2 separate regions of the Homo sapiens genome follow, and region 1 is linked to region 2. Evidence: read pairs that join two places in POLR2A ChIA-PET (ENCODE). Cell type or tissue: PC-9. All regions are shown on one strand.

Region 1 (8,000 bases), 450 kb before region 2:
GTATTCAGAAGTGGCTGGTTTATAAGCAATTCCTTATTTTCAGACAGCACAATGCTTCAATACATTTAAAGATTTAAAGCTATGTTAGTAATAAATGCATAAAAGAAAAATAACATAACTTGCTTTAATACAAAGGTTTTTAATAAAAAAGTCAAAGTCTACATTAAATCAGGAAATTGATAAATCTGAATTATACAAGCTTTCTATATACTTAGAAAAACCAAAAACACACGGTTTATAATAAAACTCTTTTAATTCAAAATAGAGTCTAATTTAAAGAAAATGTCATTATGCCCAGTTGACTAGATAGGGTTTTGTCATTTAAATTAAATTATTCACCTGAAATATGGGAAATATATAATAGAGAAAATTCAATCTCAAGGGTACTTTGCAAATTATCTAGTTAATTTGCATCATGAATCAAATTCTTAGCTTCTAAAGGGCAGACACAGTCTTTAATTGCTTTTAGATAGGCACTTAAGAAATGCTTTTGATGAGGAGAAAACCCCAAAGATTGTGAATCACTCTATTAACTCCAGGGAAGAATGAGACTCTCAACAAAGTAGCTTTCCAGAACTACCCTTCCAGTGCCAAGAAAGTAAAACTATTTGCAAGCTCTTTCTGGTAATAAGAATGAGGGAACTCAAAACAAAAAATGCTCTATTATGCAATTAAAAAGTAAACTTAGGTAAATCAGTTTCTTTTTATCAATCTCTGTCAATTTGAATTAACGGTATTTTTCAATACCATTTCAAGAATAGTTACCATACTAGAACTAGACAATGTTGCAATTATCTCATATCTTACCTATTCATTATCACACTAGCAAAACAGTCCTTTTTAAAAAAAGGGGAGCGATGTGGGGTGAGAAAATCTCATAAACCTCAGCAAAAGTTAATATTATGTTAATTAAAGGCAGTTATAATTAGAAAAATTAGAGTTAGTCACATTGAGAAATCCCCAGTTTTTAATAGCTCTCTTTCCTAAATACTCAAAAAATCCAGACTAGAAAAATGGAAGTGAACTGTTAGATAAACACGTAAGTACTCAACAAATATTTAAAAAGAAACAAACCAAAAATGGGGGAGTTGGGGGAAACAGGATGGCCTTATGAAACACTGTGGAGCTACCCAGCAGCAACATTTATAAAAGCTTGTGTAGATTTGCATAATGCTCCTATGCAATTCTTCCCCATTAGGAAGACATTCCTACAAATAATTCATCACTTTAGATTTTGATCATAGATCATTTATAATGGTTATCATGGTTGTATCTTTAAAAAATTTCATCCATTAACAGTTATGACAAACATTAGGCCATTCTTTGCTAGTATATTATTCCTCAACTATTACTAATGAAACCAAAACCTCAGAGTTGTTTGAATTAGAATTAAAATATTAAGCTAGAAAAGATTATTTAATTCTTAGAGAGATACCCAAAGAATTTGATGCTGATATTATCTCCCCTATCCTCTCATCACAACCCCCTGGCCTGCATTTACTTCCTTAATTCCATCTATATTCACCACAGTGATGTAGCTAAACAAGAACAATATTGCCCTTTAATAAGCTGACCTCTATCAAAGATCTGTCAGGTCTGAATACAGCATGCCCACAGGAAAGGAAAATTCTACTCAGTTGTGAACATCCACTCTGTTCAAGATCTTTGGTACATTTGGAGCATAAGAAAATAATGGCACAATAATACAAGTACTATCAAAGGAAAAATTTTCATCAAAAGAAATAAAAGTTAACCAGCCATGATATGTAACAACTTTCTAGAAAACCAAAGTAAATAGCTTTTTGTTCTCTATAAGTCCATTTACATGATAGAAGTTTGACATTTAAAAAAATAGTTTAATAAAAATACACTAATTCTACAAGCAGCCTTCATGGTCATGTCTTAAATTCAACTCACCATAATCAAATTAAAATAATGCCATGTCCTCTTGTTAAAAAAAGAAGTTCTCTTGTCACAAGAAAATCAACTTTACATGTTATATAATACAGTACATCTCCCTATGAGTATACAGACTACGTATATGAAGGTCATCAGTATTTCTGAATGCAACGTAAATATATTAGTGGAGTGCTTGAGTGAAGGTGTTAAACTTTGTCTTCCTTATTATAAACTTGTCACTCCTTACTGTGAAGTTTGTGTAATAACTTGATGATAAATTCTATTTTGTAAAGAACCAGTGAATTTCTTTTTAAATCTCTTAAAACCATTACAGAAATTGTCTTCATATATATTCTACAGATGTCCAAACCAATAGGGCAATGTTCTAACACCAACTATGGAAGATGGCTTTTACTGATTATCTAGACCCATAAGATTTGCAGTAAAACATCAATACTGCAGTGTTACCTACAGGTTAGCCTATGTTGCTTTAAATGATATGTGTTTCTCCTGAATTGATTAGAGGTGTTACAGTTCAAAGCCACAGCACACACAGGCAGAATGGACCTTAATACGCATGTAGGCAGTGCAGTTAGAAAGGGATGTCTGTTCCTTTTATTCCAGTACCTTCATATAATAAAGTTAACAAAAATAATAAAATATTAAAAAAAAGAGCCAGCTGGCACTGCCAACCAATTCCTATAGTAGTCTTAGAAATCCTAATCCTGTAGAATTTCCTCTTGTAGTCAATAAGCACCACCATCTTCAGGAGTATTTCAGTGTATTGTTATCTACGCCAAGCAAGCCTGGTGATGCAGCTACCTGAGTTCTCTTGGTTATGGGTGAATGTTATCTTCATTCATAACTTCCCAGCTTTCATGTAGGTGGGGATAGAGCCACGTTGAGTCAACCCTTCAAACCTTTTATAGGTATAATTGAGAAAAACCCAGTCTTTGGATTTGTAGTCCGGTTCTGTGGTATTTGGCACTAGAAAGAGAAAAAATAAAGGAATTTCATTAGTGAAATGCCATCATCTTCAAAGACTTTTAATAGGGTTAGTTACATTACAGATTGTCTTACCTGGTTGTAAAATATCAGATTCAGGGAAGTCATCAAAATTTGAAGTATCATCAATGCTTTTGATTTCTATAGGGATTGCTGCTGGCCTTTCCCTATAAAAAGGTATTAAGTATGCATGGTAACTTTTCTTGAACTCTCAATTTCCAACAAATAATTCTACTTGTAAATTCTGCATACTATTCTACAGATACTAGAAAATCCAAGGAAATTTATTGTGGATTTGAGATTAGTTAAAGGGAGTTCAAAATAGTTGAGTATAATTTTTTATTAAAATGTTTTCATTTACTTAGAATTTTAAATATTTTTTTAATTTTTGGGGTTATGTGGTAGGTATATATATTTATAGGGTCCATGAGAGGTTTTAATACTGGCATGAAATGGGTAATAAGCACATCGTGCAGAATGGGGTGTCCATTCCCTCAAGCATTTATCCTTTGAGTTACAATCCAATTACATTCTAAGTTATTTTAAAATGTACAATTATTATTGACTATAGTCACCCTCTTGTGCTATCAAGTAATAGGTCTTATTCATTCTATTTTTTTTGTATCCATTAAGCATCTCCACCTACTTGCCATTTTTATATCTCTGTACCCAAGGCTTTCTCATCCTATTTTTTTAAGTGGAAAAATGAGCTAATGAAAAGTAAAAGAAGAGGTTTTATTTAAAAGATTGTATAATTGTATAAAGTATTTGAGATATTATGAGGACAGGATCCTTCTTAATTGATTTAGGAATAGAATTCTACTAGTAGACAATCCATAAATTAAAAGTCATTTGGGAAAATAAGGGGCACATAGGTGAAGGGACTATATATTTGTGATGAAATCTGCATGCAAAAACTTCTGTCATACAAATTTTAAGAGAATCAAAGATACTCAGTTAAAAAGAAACCAGTCATGAAAATGCCTTCTTATCATGCTAAAAAGTTTAGCTATACAAATGGTTAAAAGAAGCTATCAGTTTTTATTGCTTCTGTTTTTTCAACAAATATTTATTGGATTTATTAGGTGCTAAGTTTACCAAATTATTTAAAACCATATATATTTTTTACCAGAATTATTCCAACTCATTTATACTTAGTATACTACTTTAATAAACCTAGTTTAGAGGAAAGAACCCTGGAGGCCTGAGAGCTAACCTTCCTTGTTATTAACTAGCAGTATGACCTTAGGCAGCCAAATCCCTGCTCCATGACTGTTCCCTCATTATAAAACCAAAAGAACTGGCAGTCTCTAAGCATCCTTCCCACTGTAAAAGGGAGGGTATTCTAGTTCTATTCAATTAAGTTATGTGTGTATAGTATTATACAGCATAGTGGTTAAGAGTTAGGCCTCCACCAGGAGAATGGCGTGAACCCGGGAGGTGGAGCTTGCAGTGAGCCGAGATCACGCCACTGCACTCCAGCCTGGGCGACAGAGTGAGACTCCATCTCAAAAAAAAAAAAAAAAAAATTACTAGCTGCAGCACTATAGTCACATTACTTAACTTCTCTGTGCCTTAGTTTCCTCACTTGTAAGACAGGGATAATAACAGTTCCTATTTTATAGAGCTTATATGAGGATAAGATGAGAAACGCAAGTAAAGTACTTAAAACAGTGCTGGACACAATAAATGATTTTTAAAAATTAGCTATTATTACAACAGGCAGAGTGGGCTAGGCGCCTGTAATCCCAGCACTTTGGGAGGCCGAGGCAGGTGGATCGCTTGAGCTCAGGAGTTCAAGACCAGCCTGGGCAATTGGGCAACATGGTGAAACCCCATCTCTACAAAAAAAAAAAAAAAAAAAAAATCAACAAAATTAGCTGGGTGTGGTGGCACATGCCTATAGTTCCAGCTACTTGCGGGGATGAGGTGGGGGGATCATTTGAGGCCTGGAGGTCGAGGCTGCGGTGAGCCATGATCATGCCACAGCACTCCAGCCTGGGCGACAGAGTGAGACCCTGTCTCAAAAAAATAAGTAATAATAATAGGCAGAGTGCCTAGCACACAGCAGGTTCACCAGTGAAGAGCTGTACCAAGGAAATGACACATAAGCTATCTTGGAAGATGCAAAGGAGCCAGCTAGGCAGGGTAGGGGTAGAGGCAGCAGGGAGAGGGCATTTCAGTCAGGATGGATAGCAAATAGCAAAACTTAGAGGTGGGAAGAGGAGTAGGAGAGGCCATCCAAGACGCAACTCCTGCAGATGAGGCAATCGCCATATCCTGCAGTCCTAAGAAAGCAGTGAAGGCTTCTTAACTGTATTCCAAGTGCAAAAGGCCACAGGAAAGTGGCATGGCCAGATTTATGCTTCTAAACTGTTGCTGTGTGGAGAACAGATCAGAACTACCAATGGTAGTTTGGCCATAAACTGAAAAAAGCCAATGCTCACAATTAACAACTGTAAGCAAATTCTTAAAAGTTACTTGTATTATTTAATGCCCAACCACCGTTTAAAGAGGGACTGTACCTTATTATAAATTAATTAAGGAGACAGTATGTGGTATATTACAGCAAGGACAAAAATGAGGGGTCACTGTGTGAAATGTAAATACATGTTTCATGTGCTAACAGCCTTCACTGTGAATATGAATATAAGAATTTAAACAGCTTCCCAATGTTCTTCCCTGAAAGTGGATGTTAGCCTAAAATGAGTCATCAAGCTGTAGCCACAATAGTCCCACTCACTTACATAATCCAGAAAACACTGCACTTAATGACATTATATGTTACTTTTGTATTTAATCTAGCAGAATCAGAGGTAAATTAATTGCCAACTCTAGAAATTTGTTTTTACTCAGACCTTTCCCATTCAAAGCCTAGGAACATACCTTATGTGCTCCCAGTCGACACCTTCAAAAAAGGGATGACCTTTTATTTCTTCTACTCCACTATTTCCAATTCTGTTTTCAGAATCAATACAAAATCTACAACATGGAAACAGAGAAATTATCATACACAAGTTACATCTAAAGTATTCTAGCTGCATTACTTCAAATATTTCTTTTTTAAAGAAATATAATGTTTTTCTTTTATTGATGTTAACTATGTTTATTGTAGGAAATGTGGAAGAAAATAAAAATCATCTGTAAGCGCACTGTTTAGAGATAACTACTGTAAATATGCTAATCTTTTACAATATTAAAAATACTGTGTTGCTACCATAGTTACTATGTTAGGTCTGCTTTTTTTCACTTGATATACTGAGAAAATTTGCCAAAGTCATTAAATATTTTTCAATAAATTTTTTTTTCGTTTGTTTGTGAGACGGAGTCTCGCTCTGTCACACAGGCTGGAGTGCAGTGGCGTGATCTCAGCTCACTGCAAGCTCCACCTCCCGGGTTCATGTCATTCTCCTGCCTCAGCCTCCCAAGTAGCTGGGACTACAGGCGCCCGCCACCTCGCCCGGCTAATTTTTTGTATTTTTAGTAGAGACGGGGTTTCACCATGTTAGCCAGGATGGTTTTGATTTCCTGACCTTGTGATCTGCCCAACTCGGCCTCCCAGAGTGTTGGGATTCCAGGCATGAGCTGCTGTGCCCAGCCAATAAATTTGTTTTCTAAAATTTACATATAGAGGTATTATAGACAGTCTACTATTGAGCCAGTCCACTACTGTTGAACATTTAAATAGTTTTCAATTTTCACTATTAAATACCATGAAAATCATAGTGTACCTAAATCTTTATACGTATCTGATTATCTGCATAAGCGAAATCCCTAGAAGTAGAACTTCTGGGTCAAAGGTCATACATAGTTTAGGGATTTTAAAAAAATAATATGCTGCCAACTGGCTATTCCCACAAGTTGTCCCAATTTATATTCCTTCCAGCCATTCACAGCAGTACCAAAACACTTCATATTAGTTGAGGAACACATGGAATTTTTTGCTTAGAAGATTTTACATATATACTTTTCATGACAGGAATCTGCTATTAACATTTTCCTTTTTCTCTTTAATGGAATCAGGTCATTGCATTCTAACAGAAGTGACCTTTTGCTTTTATATATATCAGTAACAGAAGCAATACAAGACTTCCTCCCTCTTTTTAATTCCTACGTTTTTTTCTGCATACTTCCTTTTAAGAGTTTACATTTTTAAAAACACCTTTATTGATCTCTTTGACTGTATACATCAGTGGTATCCCCTCTTCCCCCACAAAAGTGAAATGAGTCTTTTAGGTTCTTAGGAAGTTTTAAGACACTATGAACTCCTCTAGGAATTTAACCACTAACCTGAGAATTAAGTCCTTGGCTTTCTCAGATATAGGTACCTCTGGAGGAAATACCAGAGTTTCTTTCCAGTTCATCACTTTTCTGTACGTTTCTTGAGGTGTTTCAGAGCAGAAAGGTGGATATCCTATGTATCAAATAAATCAAAAATGTTTCATCAGCTTTGTGAGCAGTGAAGTTTATACCCACCAAACATGTGCGACAAGAAACCAAACAACCCTGAGTGCTCTATTTAACAGTCAAAAATGCCACCATTCATCAATTTACAATCACGTTGCTAATAAAGTCAATAAAATAAAGGATTGAAAGCACTGCCTCCCCTTTTACCTGAAAAGCTATGTAGATAACCACTTTTATACGTGGGAGTTTGGGTTAAATACCCACCTTCCTGAAACAGGATCCGTGGGGAGCTCACTGGTATTGATCAGTATGTATTTAACATTGGGGGAACATCAGAATTAAGCTTAAAAGACTTCAAATATTTTAGTCAATGATATCTGTAATATGTTCAAACAATGGCACTCAAGGAAATGTATATATTTTGTACATAAATGAATGATAAAACATACCTATTAGCATTTCATACATAATCACTCCCAAAGACCACCAGTCACACAATTTGTTGTAACCAGTCTGCATGAATACTTCTGGAGCAATGTAATCTGGTGTCCCAACTGTGGAATATGCCTACAAAGGAGCAACTCGTCAAACCAGCATTCTTAACATTTAAAAAATATCTATCTGAGGATGGCTTACTACTGGAAAAAGCAATATATAGAGGAGTTAAATTTTCACTTGTATTTATTTTG
Region 2 (8,000 bases):
TTGTGTTGGACAGGAGGACTCTTGCAAAGGATTCAACCAATAAATGACGCTCATCGAAAAAACTTCTGCTTCAAACTAAACAAATCCCAGGGTGAAAGTTTATGATCAGAGACTCTGAAGAGTATAAGCAGGGAAGTCCCATTAACTCACCAGGAATAAGGTGCAGGCATTTTCAATCAAAGGTAAATTTGGGGTTCTCCAAATAGGATGACCTCAGTGAATATGATGGCTTTAAAAGCAGGGGACAAACCGAAAGGGACATATTGTCCGTAATGAGTTTCTTTTTTCCTCTGGATTTCCATTTGTAAGCCTCACATACTGTTCCTTCCTTGGACTATTCTATCTGAAGTAGGACTGTCTACTGCAGGTACAACTGTAGTGATATGAACACCAGGTCACATATGTAACTGTATAAAAAATCTATGTTTATTTTCCTATAACGCAATCTAATTTTTGTTTGAGCCTCCATCCCTTCAATGTAGCAGAAATGCACCTCTGTCAATTTGGGGAGGTCCCCCACCCTTCCCAGGTTGCACCTAACTTCTGGAGGATGCAGAATTTTTGTCCCAGTGACAAAAAGTGGCACATGGGGGTATAGGGTTTGAGTCTGGTCTCTGGTCATTTTCCGGTCTAGGGCATTCACTGTGACGGCCAACACTAGAGTCACAAAAAAATCCCCCAACACTCCAGCTCCCACGGGGCCCACCCCCTCAATATTAATCTCTGGATGCACCTCAAAATCATTTCTCTTCCGGGATATTCTTGCTTTATCTCTTTGATCTGGGAATCCACAGACCTGTCTGAAGCTTGAGTAATCCCCCCTTCTCATCTGACACTTGAATGGGTGAGGGAGGAAGGGAAGGGCCCTTCTCAGTGGTCACCTTCACATCCCTGTGCTCCTGACTTCTAACCCCTTCCTTCCCCCACAGCTGGGAAATCTCTGTGTAATCTTGCATGAGATTTCTTTCTCTCGCTTAACAAATAGGCTTCTAAATCTTACGTACGCCTGTATCTTTCCCATTCCCCATGGGGACTTGAGTTTTGGAGACTCAAAAGTCAAAAGAATCTCATTTGTTTCTCTACTTTCTGTTAACTTACACTGCCTGGGGGTAGTGGAACTCAGAATAGTCTATCTGAGAGACTTGAAAGATGGTAAGAACGAGATCAGAGAAAATATTACAGGAAAACAGTGACTAATGCTTCAAAAGTATGTCCTACCCCATAATTATTGATTAATTCCCTAAGAGAAGTGGCTGGGATGGCATTTGGAACAAAGACGAAACCTTTTGATATGTGCTAAATGGCATATAGAAGCTGTAATATAACACATGGGAGATCTTAAGAAAAAATATTATTTGTAACAAATAGAAATTATTTAGGATATGCGCTAGATTATATGGAGGTCCCTCTCTCTCTACTGTGACTTGGCTGTAGAACCTGAGGCTCCTTGCTTCTCCTTCTAAGTACCGGCTTTCTCATTTGTTAAGTGGTGATAATAACCCTGACTTCACAAGATTTTTGTGAGAATTAAATTCAATTAAATCATCAAGGAGATGCATGATAGCCATTTAGCAAATGCTTGTTTGTCCTTTTGCTCTTTCATCCATTCACATGTTTATCTTTTCTCATCAGATATGCACACCCTACTTCTCCATAGCAAGACCACAGCCACTGTTAATGAACCTTGTGTAATATGTATAATAGGTGGTTGGGTGGGTGTGGCTCCATCCTACCCACTTATCTCATCCGTTACAAATGTACACCCTAAGTAAAATCCATAAAGGTAAGCCTTGGGTTCACTATTCCTATAGAGCTGATGAAACAAATGCTTATGACTAAGACCTCCCCATGGCCCTTAGTGGTTCCTAATGAATGAGTTTTGAGTAGAAACATTATCTTTAATGACAGCCTTTAAGCATGCACAGCACCTGCCTCCGCATCTCTTTAAGTGAACATTATCAGTGATGTTTTCTAGGCTTCACATACAGCATTGGAGGAGATAAAATCTTAGATCTAGAGTGGAATTCATAACTGCTATTTTTCTTTTTAAAATTGAGGTACAATTTTCACACAATAAAGTGCACAGGTCTTAAGTGTTCAATTTAGTGAGTTTTGACAATTCCACACAGCCATGTAACTGCTATCCAAAACAAAAATTTAACATTTTCATTACCCCAGACATTTCCTTATGCTCCTTTCCAGTCAACTGTCCCCCCAGCATGGCAGCATTTTTCAGTATGACAGCTCCCACATATTCTTAGGGGTGCTTTCTATTTTATTTAACATTGAAACTCTCACAACTGCCTTCTGTTGGAAGTAGGCTAATAATGAGAGCCAACACTTGCTAAGAAGAGATTTCATGCATCATCGCACTTAATATTCATAACTATCCTGTGAGGTAGGAACTATTATTTCTTCATTTTACAGATAAGGAAACTGAAGCTTAATGAGATAAAGTTGCTCACGGGTCAATGAGCTCTTCAGTAGCAGAGCTGGGATTTGAACTCAGATTGGTCTGATTCCAGACCTTGACTTTGTAACCAATATGCTACTGTGCTAAGGAGCAGAGGTGCCTCACGGTTTAGATAATGAGTGCGATTTTTCCCAGGTCTGGATTTTGTAAGAAAGGAAAAAAAGTATAAGTTGTTTATATATATATGTGTATATATATACACATATATATATACATATTCACAGTATAATCCCATTTCATTTAATATACTTATGAGACTTGTTCCCCTTTCATTAAATTGTGCCAGCAAGATTTTTACTAGTTGACTGTTAAGAACTGGTAATAGTAATAATGATCATCATAATGATGACTTTTATGAGAGCAACCATTTTTTAATACTTAACTATGTGTCAGGTGCTGTGTGAAACACTGCACCTAAATTTCCTTATTTAGTTCTCGTAATCACTATAATGGTAGTGTCTGTTACTAACATTTTTTTTTTTTTTTTTGAGACACAGTCTTGCTCTGTCACCCAGGCTGGAGTGCAGTGGCACAATCATGGCTCACTGCAACCTTGACCTCCTGGGCTCAAGTGATTCTCCCACCTTAGCCTCCCGAGTAGCTGGAACCCACCATGCCCAGCTAATTTTTTAGTTTTGTAGAGATGGGGTCTCGCCATGTTGCCCAGGCTGATCTTGCACTCCGGGGCTCAAGCATTCCTCCCACCTCAGCCTCCCAAACTGCTGGGATTACAGGTGTGAGTCACTACGCCCAGCCCATTTTTACAGGCTAAAAATGTGAGGCTTAGAGAGTCTGAGTGACTTGCGAAAGCTGCACAGCTAGAAAGTAGTGGAGCCGATTTTGAATCTTGGCAGTCTACCCAGAGAGCCTTTACTTTCAACCACTACATCCTCTTGATCCTCTGCATATGCCCTCGGTCCTGTTGATAAAGAATGGTCTTGGTTCCTGCCTGAAACAGCTTTCATCAGAATTAAATATGTGTGTGTGAATTCTGCCAGCTGGCTCTTTTTTAGATAAGATCATTTTAGTTCCAAACACTTAGGTCCACCTGGGCTTTAGAACGTGGGAAATAGCCAGGCTGGCCCTGGGCCAAGTTGTGAAGTAAAGGAAGTGTGTCTGGGACATTTTATCCTCCTCTGCACGTTGCCATACCCTCTAAAGATCCTATCAACCAAAGACTGCTCACCTTTCAATTCCTGGAGCCCAAGTCTTGCCAGAGGAACTGAGTCCTTCAGCTGTGGGCTTGTTGAGAGCCCTGCTTTTGCCCCTCCCTTGCCCCAGCCTGGGGTGGCTTTTCCCATTTATATCGAAGCCAGTTTCACTCTAGCTTTCCTGTCCAAGCCTGTGCTGATACCCTTAGGTAGGGAGGCTGGTAGAGGCTCTCCGGACATCCGAGGCTCTCTAGAAATAGGGCCTTTATCTATTTTTGGCAATCTCAGAGGTGTGTCTTCCAGTACTGATAGGAAAGGCAGGCAGGGCAACCTTACTGATAACAACAGCTCATCTGCAGATAGCATTGAATCTGTGTGCTGTGCTGTTCTGAGTGCTTTATAATACATATTAGTTTATTTAATCCTCAGTACAGCTCCAGGCAGTGTGTTTGTCAAGGCAAGAGACAGGGGTCACACAGGTGGAATTCTGAAGAGAATTTAAGGAAGGGACTATTTACAGATGAGTAGGTAGATTTAAGTGAATCCATGAGGGATGGGGAGGCATCCAGGAAACCAGCAGCAGTGGGCAGCTGTTCCCAGCCCTGGGCAGAAGGGGCAAGCCAAGGACCTCGTGTAACCGGAGCCTGATGAGGAGCTGCTGTAGGAAGGGCAGCTCTGCGGAGCTGTCTGTGTCTAGAGGGATGTGGCCAGAGCCCCAGTGGTGTGTGGGCAGGTGAGGAGTGAGGGAAACGCTGACTGCTCTCTCTTTCCTGTTTCCTTCCCGTTTCCCATTGGCTGAAACAACCAAAAGCCTGAGGTCAAGGGGTCAGTCCAGGTGATACAGGCTTGATGTGTCAGTCCCCAGAGGGCTCAGTACAGGGCCTAAAGGCACACCGAGAATAATCAGCCCATGAAGGAAGTGAGGCACAGAGAGGCTGAGCCATGGGCCCACATTCAAGGAGCTGGGAAGTGGCAGAACCAGGATCTGAACTGAGGCTGATAAATCTGCTCTTAACCACTCCACCACACTGGCTCTAGCATTTTCTTTCACACTTACGTAGTGTCTTACAGTTTTCAGAGAGATACTGGTGCCAAAAGACCTGAGAAACTACTTTGGAAGGTGCCCCAGTCGTATTATTCCCATCGAATTGATTCTAGTCTGACTCTAGGATCAGACTTTTGGTGTCACTATTAGGTAGAACTACTGGGATGAATGTAGTCCAATCTATGTAAGTTGTAAATTAAAAATAATATCATAAGTCCCCCACCGAGTGGAACTGTTTTGGCCAAGGGGACCCCAGAAAAACCTTAAAAACTGAGTTGCCAGGCCAGGCTCAGTGGCTCACATCTATAATCCCAGCACTTTAGGAGGCTGTGGCAGGCGAATTGCTTGAGCTCAGGAGTTCGACACCAGCCTAGGCAACAAAGTGAGACCCCGTCTCTACAAAAAACACAAAAATTAGTTGGGCGTGTTAGCACATGCCTATGGTCCTAGCTACTCGAGAGGCTGAGGTGGGAGGATAGCCTGAGCCTGGGAGACAGAGGTTGTAGTGAGCTGAAATCATGCCACTCACTCCACTGGGCAACAGAGCCAGACCCCCTCTCAACAAACAAACAAACAAACCAACAAAGTTGCCAGCCATGATGGGACAGGCGGTCAGACACGCCTTGTTATGTCCCCTCTTTTTTGGAGGTTAAACAAAACAACTGACCAGCATTAATGTTAAAATAGAGATCGTAAGACTGACAGAACAGACTGTGGCAAGAAGATATTAAATTATAAACAAGACCTTAGGCCATGCCAGGCAAAGGTGAAGTCAGACACCACTACATTTAAAGAACAGACTATGTTCTAACTGCCACAGAGCTTTTTTCTTTTTCTCTAGCAGCTATACAAGCACTAGCCTCCAGATAAGCATTATTAAAACTATCAGTAGCTCCACCAGATGCTGACTAACTAACCCCTGGTCACTGTTCCACCAGCCATCACTGCAGCTCTGACTGGACAAGAGATTGATTTCAGTCAGTGATCTCCTGATAAGAAGACCACTGACCATGAACTTGGTCCTGGTTGGTTTACAGGGACCGTGCACTTGAATGCCTTCATGTCCTGAAATAACCTTTTGACATATAGAACCTGATTATATACATTTAAATGTTAAGTCTCCACCCAAAGTAAACATGAGTTGAATGTTATATGTGTGTTTGTTCAATAGGCATGCCTCAGGACCAACTTCATGAATATTCATAGCTCCTCGTGTGACCTGTTGAATATGTGTGTTTAGTCAATGGTTCAGCATAAAGCTTCTACTCCAACCCCTCCTTCTTTGAAGCGCCTGTCTCTGGTCTTGGCCTAAGGCACATTTCCCAGCCTGTGGGATGGCCAGCCACCTTGCAGGCTGTAATTCTTTCTTTTCTTTTCTTTTCTTTTTTAAATTATACTTTAAGTTCTGGGGTACATGTGTGGAACGTGCAGGTTTGTTACATAGGTATACATGTGCCATGGTGGTTTGCTGTACCCATCAACCCGTCATCTACATTAGGTATTTCTCCTAATGCTATCCCTCCCCTAGTCCCCTACACCCCAACAGGCCCCAGTGTGTGATGTTCCCCTCCCTGTGTCCATGTGTTCTCATTGTTCAGCTCCCACTTATGAGTGAGAACATACAGTGTTTGGTTTTCTGTTCTTGTGTTTGTTTGCTGAGAATGATGGTTTCCAGCTTCATTCATGTCCCTGCAAAGGACATGAACTCATCCTTTTTTATGGCTGCATAGTATTACATGGTGTATATGTGCCACATTTTCTTTATCCAGTCTATCATTGATGAGCATTTGGGTTGGTTCCAAGTCTTTGCTATTGTGAACAGTGCTGCAATGAACATATGTGTGCATGTGTCTTTATAGTAGAATGATTTGTAATCCTGTGGGTATATACCCAGTAATGGAATTGCTGGGTCAAATGGTATTTCTGGTTCTAGATCCTTGAGGAATTGCCACACTGTCTTCCACAAGTTGAACTAATTTACACTCCCACCAACAGTGTAAAAGCGTTCCTATTTCTCCACATCCTCTCCAGCACCTGTTGTTTCCTGACTTTTAATGATTGCCATTCTAACTGGCATGAGATGGTATCTCATTGTGGTTTTGATTTGCATTTCTCTAATGACCAGTGATGATGAGCTTTTTTTCATATGTTTGTTGGCTGCATAAATTATCTTCTTTTGAAAAGTGTCTGTTCACATCCTTCACCCACTTTTTGATGGGGTTGTTTTTTTTTTTCTTGTAAATTTGTTTAAGTTCTTTGTAGATTCCGGATATTAGCAGGCTGTAATTCTTTACAAGAAATAGTCTCCTTTCTAAATTATAAATTACATGTTTTTTTAAGTTAACAAAACACATGTGTGTCTTAAAATTTTTCCCACCGGTGACAGAGATCCTAGTGATAGAGAAAAAGGCTTTATTCATCTGTTTAAAAGGTCCCTGTAAATAGTAGGCCCTAAACAGAAATTACTCATGATAGACACAGGTGACATTGGTAGGGCTTGGCCAGTTCAGTCAGTTGATAACTAAGATGGTCAAGTTTATGAAACAGAAAGATCACAAACTAGCAAGTGTTGGAAAACTGCTGGTAAGACGGGGAGAATAATTTTGTTTCAAGTTAAGAAAAACTGACACTTGTGGTTTCCGTGTGAGAGGAGTCAGTACTCAGTTTGAGCAACTTCTGCAAAAAAAAAAAAAAAGGTACCCTCCTGGGTTGAATCCAATTGAGGCAAGCCAACTGATAAAAAATACAAGCATTGTGTGGAAAGGAGATACTAAAAAACACTCTTTTGTGAAAAAGATACAAACTTCAATCAAGATAAATAAAACCATTGGAATAAGCTCTTCTTATATTAAAGAAGTAAAGTCTTAAGATAGTCTTTTATGGTTTATTATTTTATTTCTAATTAAGTTTTATTGTAATAAAACTTTATTTCTAAATAAAATCTTAATTAGAAATTAATGCTTAGCAAGCTTACTAAAGTACACTTTTTTTCCTCCTTTTTGAGACAGGGTCTTGCTCAGTTTCCCAAGCTGGAGTGCAATGGTATGAACATAGCTCACTGCAGCCTCAACCTCCCAGGCTCAAACAATCCTCCCACTCCGGCCTCCTGAGTAGCTGGGACCATAGGCGTGTGCCACCCCACCTGGCTAATTAAAATTTTTTTTTTTTTTTATATAGAGACAGGAGCCTCACTAAGTTGCCCAGGCTGGTTTCAAACTCCTGGGCTCAAGCAGTCCTACCACCTCAGCCTACCAAAGTGTTGGAATTACAGATATCAGCCACCACACCCAGCTAAAGTACACCTTTAATGTTAGGCAGACAACAGTTTCTA

The links. Peaks named below come from ENCODE experiments on the same cell type or tissue, not always from the same donor. Only the 100,000 strongest peaks of a DNase experiment are listed, where the experiment ranks them.
Region 1: POLR2A ChIA-PET joins it to region 2 with 12 read pairs; 3 of 35 experiments call an interaction of 5 or more read pairs at or near these places.

Annotation. Positions count from the first base shown.
Region 1 is chr12:27,317,214-27,325,213 of GRCh38, reverse strand. It overlaps STK38L (serine/threonine kinase 38 like), which reads right to left. Exons shown (of 14, transcript NM_015000.4): 10 at 7,761-7,878; 11 at 7,195-7,318; 12 at 5,791-5,886; 13 at 2,980-3,071; 14 at 1-2,886. The coding sequence ends at 2,759. Among named protein-coding and RNA genes, the nearest start is that of BMAL2, 12 kb to the left of the region's middle. In PC-9, no CTCF peak of the experiment used is centred here; no DNase peak of the experiment used is centred here; H3K27ac peaks cover 990 bases.
Region 2 is chr12:26,866,537-26,874,536 of GRCh38, reverse strand. No RefSeq gene overlaps it. Among named protein-coding and RNA genes, the nearest start is that of ITPR2, 37 kb to the right of the region's middle. RefSeq lists an enhancer at 1-11. In PC-9, no CTCF peak of the experiment used is centred here; a DNase peak (open chromatin) is centred at 3,366; H3K4me3 peaks cover 1,160 bases; H3K27ac peaks cover 1,308 bases.